2 separate regions of the Homo sapiens genome follow, and region 2 is linked to region 1. A link is a contact called in ENCODE Hi-C or POLR2A ChIA-PET data. All regions are on one chromosome and are shown on one strand. The core of a region is the stretch at or near the end of the contact, and the rest is flanking DNA. Distances in the headings are between cores, read along the strand shown. Region 1 overlaps NFKBIZ (NFKB inhibitor zeta). Region 2 has its middle 98 kb from the start of RDUR.

The links. Hi-C counts contacts between places; a loop is a spot of excess contacts on that map. ChIA-PET counts read pairs that join two places held with the same protein, here RNA polymerase II (POLR2A). Pooled maps may share reads with other maps.
Region 2: a map with no recorded cell type shows a loop between it and region 1 (2.4-fold over the local background). The contact joins two enhancer-like sites. A Hi-C loop is called at or near these places in 2 of 168 maps with a recorded cell type or tissue (B cell and GM12878), 15 of 37 single-sample maps with no recorded cell type and 7 of 50 pooled maps. POLR2A ChIA-PET finds 5 or more read pairs at or near these places in 5 of 52 experiments (GM12878, activated B cell, activated CD4-positive, alpha-beta T cell and 2 more).

Annotation. Positions count from the first base shown.
Region 1 is chr3:101,860,365-101,863,212 of GRCh38, reverse strand. NFKBIZ (NFKB inhibitor zeta) reads right to left here. Exons shown (of 12, transcript NM_031419.4): 12 at 2,191-2,848. Among named protein-coding and RNA genes, the nearest start is that of NFKBIZ, 12 kb to the right of the region's middle. Within about 2 kb of position 1,553, at least 2 of the 41 ENCODE cell types and tissues checked have a DNase peak (open chromatin) inside an H3K27ac peak, as active enhancers do; they include B cell, where a contact is called at or near this core.
Region 2 is chr3:102,037,068-102,040,100 of GRCh38, reverse strand. No RefSeq gene overlaps it. Among named protein-coding and RNA genes, the nearest start is that of RDUR, 98 kb to the right of the region's middle. Within about 2 kb of position 1,325, at least 4 of the 41 ENCODE cell types and tissues checked have a DNase peak (open chromatin) inside an H3K27ac peak, as active enhancers do; they include B cell, where a contact is called at or near this core.

The DNA.
Region 1 (2,848 bases), core at 304-2,803:
CACTGAAGAATAAAATATGCCAAGAAAAAAAATTTTTACAAAGTGTTGAAATTAAATTCAACTTAGGAACTATTTATTGAATGTCTACAATGTGTCAGATACTGTGCTAGGTGCAGGGCCTCTGATGACTAATAAGGCAGTGTCTCCCCTTCTCTCAAGGATTAATCCAGGGCACCAGCAGGTATAGCCAAAACCTAGTAGCATGGTTACAAGTAATCTCAAACCTTGTACCCAGGCCTGATCTCAGAGGAACCATCACAAACTTAGCCAGTGACTGAAGCTGATTTCTCTCTGAGGTCGTATTCAATACAGAACAACTGAGGTTATCAGAAAATGGAAGTTAGTGGTCGTATGTTTAAGTTGACATTTGTTAAAAGTCAGAGACATTTGAGGAAATTTTCCTGTCCTGATTAAGTAAAAATATAGAAAGGATATTAAATGTTACTGATTTGACTAACAAATTGAGCTGGAAGATTTGGTCTCTGACTCTTGTAGGGATTCCTTAGTCAATATCAAACTACAGCACTAACAGTCCTTTGCAAAGACAGACTGCCTGATTTTTTTCCTTAATGAGTCCAACTATGCCCATGCCCATTTTCATTAACATATCATCCATGTCACTGTGAAATCATGTGGCAGAATTAAATTCAGAACCATGATAGCCAATAATTCATTAGTAATTAATAGTATAACTCTGGCTCAAAACATCACCTCCCCCAACAAAACCAGTGACTCTAACCAGGATTGGCATATATTCGTTCATTCAACCAATATTTTATGAACTATTTCCATGTGCCAGGCACTGTGCTAGGCACTGAAGTTGCAGCAATGAGCACACAGTCTTGGCTTCTGTGAGGCTTTAAGATGTATTCAATCAAGAGCCATTTCCCATATTCCTGTGGCAGATATCACGCACCAATCACAGCAACCTCTCCTGAAGGTTCAATCCAGCAACCTTCTCCTGAAGCCCCTACGAGCCTGAGGATCTTTCTCAACTTGATACTCAAAAATATTACCAGTCAGAGGTGGAACACAAGATGAACCTTATTGGCCACTTCCAGAGTCTAACTAACTATATTAAAATCACCTGCTATTCCCACAGACGCCTATGCTTTGGTTCATGCTGTTTGTTTCTTTCATCTGCCTCTCCTCCCTTTATATGAACATCCAAATCAACTATTCAGAAGATACAGTTCAAATGCTCTACCTTGAATCCTCCCCAGTCAGAAAGAAATGTCCCTTCTGAATCTCTTTTTAAATGCTATTTAACATAGTTTACCTAATAAAGTACATGCCATGTCTCTCACGTAAACATCTTAAGGCTAAGAAATGTCTTATATGTCTTAGCCTCAAATTATTTACATCTTTGCACACACACACACGCACACACAAACATACTTGCTAGATACTGGTTCAACTATGAGAGAATTTGGGATTAAGAGAGAACATAGAAGCTCACTTGGGTAAAGCTCACTGTAGGGCTATGTTCAGTGGGAGTACATCATTTCTGCTGTTCTGGTTAACAAGTTGCATTTGCAAAGCAAATTACCCAAGATTTTGTTATACGAAAGAAGAAAAGTATGTGCAGAAATGAAACTAAAGTGGATTCTTGTGAGTCATGGTCTTCTAAAGGTTGTGAAGCCCCAAATATTGCACACAGCATTTGTGTGTATACATATATTTGCATTTTCCAGGGAAAGGATTCATAGCTTTCACCAGATTCTCAAAACAGCTGTAAGAACTAGAATATATGTGCAATAATTGTAACAACATACTGACAGATATTGATGTGTTTGTTCTCACACGTCAAAATGGCTTGCTGGCAAAGGGAAGAACCTTTCCCAGGTTTACATCTCTCTAAGGATGATCCTGGTAATCTCCAAACTGTTATTCCTATGATTCACTGCTCCCACTTAGCTTTTTTTTTTTTTTTTAAGCATCTAAACATGTGAATGATCGACAGCATCTATTAAACTTCCATGATAATTTCAAAACCTAACAGACTTCTCCTAGTAAACTTAGCAAATAGATTTTGATGTTAAATCTTGTATACTTTCAGGAAACATGTTCTCCAAAAAACCCAAATTAACATAAATTAACTAACTCAAAGGTATTTAAAATCATCAATAGTACTTTTTCTATCTAGGGAAATAAGGCACTAGGAAAAGAAAATGCATGTAAGACAAATAATATTAGTGAATTAGTTTATTTAAAACCATCAGTTTTTCCAATGTGAATGGACTGGTTCATATCACACCATATTTAGAGATACAAGGTGATTATAACTAACGTGTCTACAAGACATACTGGGTCAAACAATGTGATCAATCCAAAGGGTATCTTTTTAAAAAGAATTTAAGTACTCAGCTGCAAAGATAAGTTCACTAATGAGATTTTCTTTTTTTTTTTTTTTAAAAAAAAAAGGTTTTTAATGAGTCAAATTTATTACAAAAACTTAGTGTGTAATCAAAGCCAAATACATTCCTCAGGCATGCCAGCGGCAAGCAAAATAATGTTAATAGAATGTTATTAAAAAATAAAACTTTTTCTGAATGATATATATAAAACATCATGGCACATTATCATCATTTGACAACAGAAAACAGGAAGATATGTTTCAATACTGACTTTTTGTTGTTTCAATAAAGGTAAAAAAACAAAAATTTCAACAGAACACATAAATTAGAAATTCTAGAGGGTAAGCCATAAAGAGGTGTTCTCTTCCATGCAACTGCCAGCCGGGCATGGTGGCTCACTCCTGTAATCCCAGCATTTTGGGAGACTAAGGCAGGCAGATGGCATGAGCTCAGGAGTTCAAGACCAGCCTGGGCAAGGTGGCAAGATCCTG
Region 2 (3,033 bases), core at 76-2,575, 180 kb before region 1:
CTTCGGCTCACACTTGGTGCACTGCACCCACTGTCCTGCACCCACTGTCTGACAATCCCCAGTGAGATGAACCTGGTACCTCAGTTGGAAATGCAGAAATCATCTGTCTTCTGCATTGCTCGTGCTGGGAGCTGTAGACTGGAACTGTTCCTACTTGGCCATCTTGGAACCGCCCCCTCTTCCACTTATTATTCACTGGCCAGAACTAGGCATGTGGCCCCAACTGAAAGGCAAAAGAGGCTAGAAAATAAATGGAAACACATACAATGTTTGGTGAGCACTAGCTCTTTATGTCACAAGTGAATAGACTACATACTATAATAATTTTAATTTTTAAAAAATGGTTATCTCAGGATAACTTTATGGAATGTTGAAAATACAAGTTTACCTAACATCTGTTGTTCAGTTGTACATATAATCTACATTGTGTTTATACTGTGATTCCTCTGTGCCAGACTGAAAACATGAAGTAGACAATAGTAAAATAATTTCAACAAATGTCAACTGAACAAAATTTGAGATTACCTGGTAAATTGAGTATTAGTTTGGATATCCCTCTCCCGAAGATGTATTATAATGGCAATTGCTTTCTTTGCCAAGGAGTAATATTTATCTGTAAGGCTTTTTCCAATTAAGAAAATATTCAATGATGATAAAGTAGAAATATGATTTTTTTTCCTTCACTCTTCCAGATAGAAAGCAAATTCTGCCTGGTGTGGTGGCTCAAGACTATAATCTCAGCACTTTGAGAGGCCAAGGCAGACAGATCACTTGAAGTCAAGAGTTCAGGACCAATCTAGCCAACATGGTGAAACCCCCATCTCTATTAAAAATACAAAAATTAGCCAGGCATGGTGGCATGCACCTGTAGTCCCAGCTACTTGAGAGGCTGAGGTGGGAGAATCACTTGAACCTGGCAGGCAGAGGTTGCAGTGAGCTGAGATCACACCACTGCACTCCAGCCTAGGCAAAGAAGCAAGACTCCAAGAAAGAAAGAAAAGACAGGGAGGAAGGGAGGAAGGAAGGAAGGAAGGAAGGAAGGAAAGAAGGAAAGAAGGAAGGAAGGAAGGAAATTCTATCTTGGGCAGGAGTTGTAGATACATCATTATCCTGACAATCAGAACCATGATTTGGAAAGATTAATCTGATGGAAATATGCAAATAGGTTAAAAACTATTGTCAAAGAAAGCAGTTAAGCAGCTCATACCAAAGTTCAGCTGTGAAGTAAATGATGACTGTGTGCCGTTTCACACAAGAAGTACTTCATGAATAGGAACCTTCTTTCAGACTGAAACCAGAAACAATCTTAGTTGCTAAACTTCATTAGGAGAGAAGTTACCATGCATAAATGATATGTCTTATGACCACCGGATCTTCCAGATTCCCCTTCCAGTATGTTGGTGCCTTCAAGTGAGAGAGATAAAGTTCTCTCAGCTTCTTCTCTTGTGGCTGAGTTTGCCACAACCAGCAGCCCTGACACACACTATTGGTAAACAAAGCAGAAGTAATGTCACAAGGCATGGGCTTGCCGAGAAGGGTGCCCAAAATAGCAAACCTCATAGCTTAATTTAGAAGAATCTTTACAATGTCAAGCTTACAAAGGTTAAAAAAAAAAAAAAAAAAAGAAACAAAGAAAGAAAAAAGAAATGTGGGGCTAAGCATGGTGGTTCATGCCTGTAATCCCAACACTTTGGGAGGCTGAGGGCTGAGGTGAGGATATCTTGGGGCCAAGAGTTTAAGACCAGTCTGGGCACCATAGTGAGACACTCTCTCTAGAAAAAAAAAAAACTTAAAAATTAGCCCAGTGTGCTAGTTTGGGCCTGTAGTCCTAGCTACTCTGGAGGCCGATGAAGAAATCTCATGAGCCTAGGAGTTCAAGGCTGCAGTGAGCTATGGTCATACCACTGCACTCCAGTCTGGGCCACAGAGCAGGACCTTGTCCAAAAAAAAAGGGAATGTGGTAGCATTTTCAACAAGTATAAACTATGTGGTCTTGTCTATTCACAGATCATTTAAAGATGAAAGCTTTAATTGGGGGGAAAGCCATATCAGCCAATGGCACTGTGAATTTTTGGCAGAGGCATCATCAATTCTAATAACTTTTATCAAAACCAATGGTTTTAAGCATTCAAGCTTTTATTTACCCCTCTGTGGTCTGAAATAACCATTGGCGTTTGGAGCTGTTTTTGTTTATTTAATTTGGTTTTGTTTTAATTGGTCTTGAAGTCAACATACTCAGGATTTGCAATGTAGAAATGAGTTCTATGAAGGCAGCAGATTCTTGATTTCTTTCGGTCTATAAGTCTTCCCCATTAAAAGCCTATACTCTGGCCAATAAGAACTAGAAGTAGAAAATAAAGTTAAAAGCAAGCTCAACATAGTGAGGTTCTAACTCCATATGTTGCGTTTATGGAGGCTTGTTTCTCTAACTCTTTCCTGGTCCTCAGACACCATGGGAGAATAAAAGTAAGCCACTGGTACCTTCTTCTGCCGTAAACTTTTCTCCAACATAAACACATATTTATGTTGACATGAACATAAACACACAGTCACACACACTCATTGCTTTGGAAATGGTAATTCCCATTAGAAACATGCAAGTTTAAATTTAATGTTCTTTGTACTTAGTGGTAATTCACTTATACTTATTTTCTTTGAGAGAGTGAGACAGGAAAGAATCTCAAGAATCTTTAAAGAAATGCAGAGAAGGCTAGCTGTGCCAGGTAACTGACGAAAAGCAAATTAAGGTCTCCGTTTTCAAAAGAAGAATGAAGTTAGATTTCACAAACTCAAATAATGAAAATATTATCAAAGGCAGGCTGAGCACAATGTCTCATGCCTGTAATCCCACCACTTTGAGAGGCCATGGTGGGCAGATCAGTTGAGTCCAGGAGTTCAAGACCAGCCTGAACAACACAGTGAGACCTTGTGTCTAGAAAAAAAGAAAAAGAAATAAAATATTATCCACGACATTAATAAACAGATAGCTTGTGAACTTAAGAAGGGGAAATGATAGGTCACTAGAAGACATCG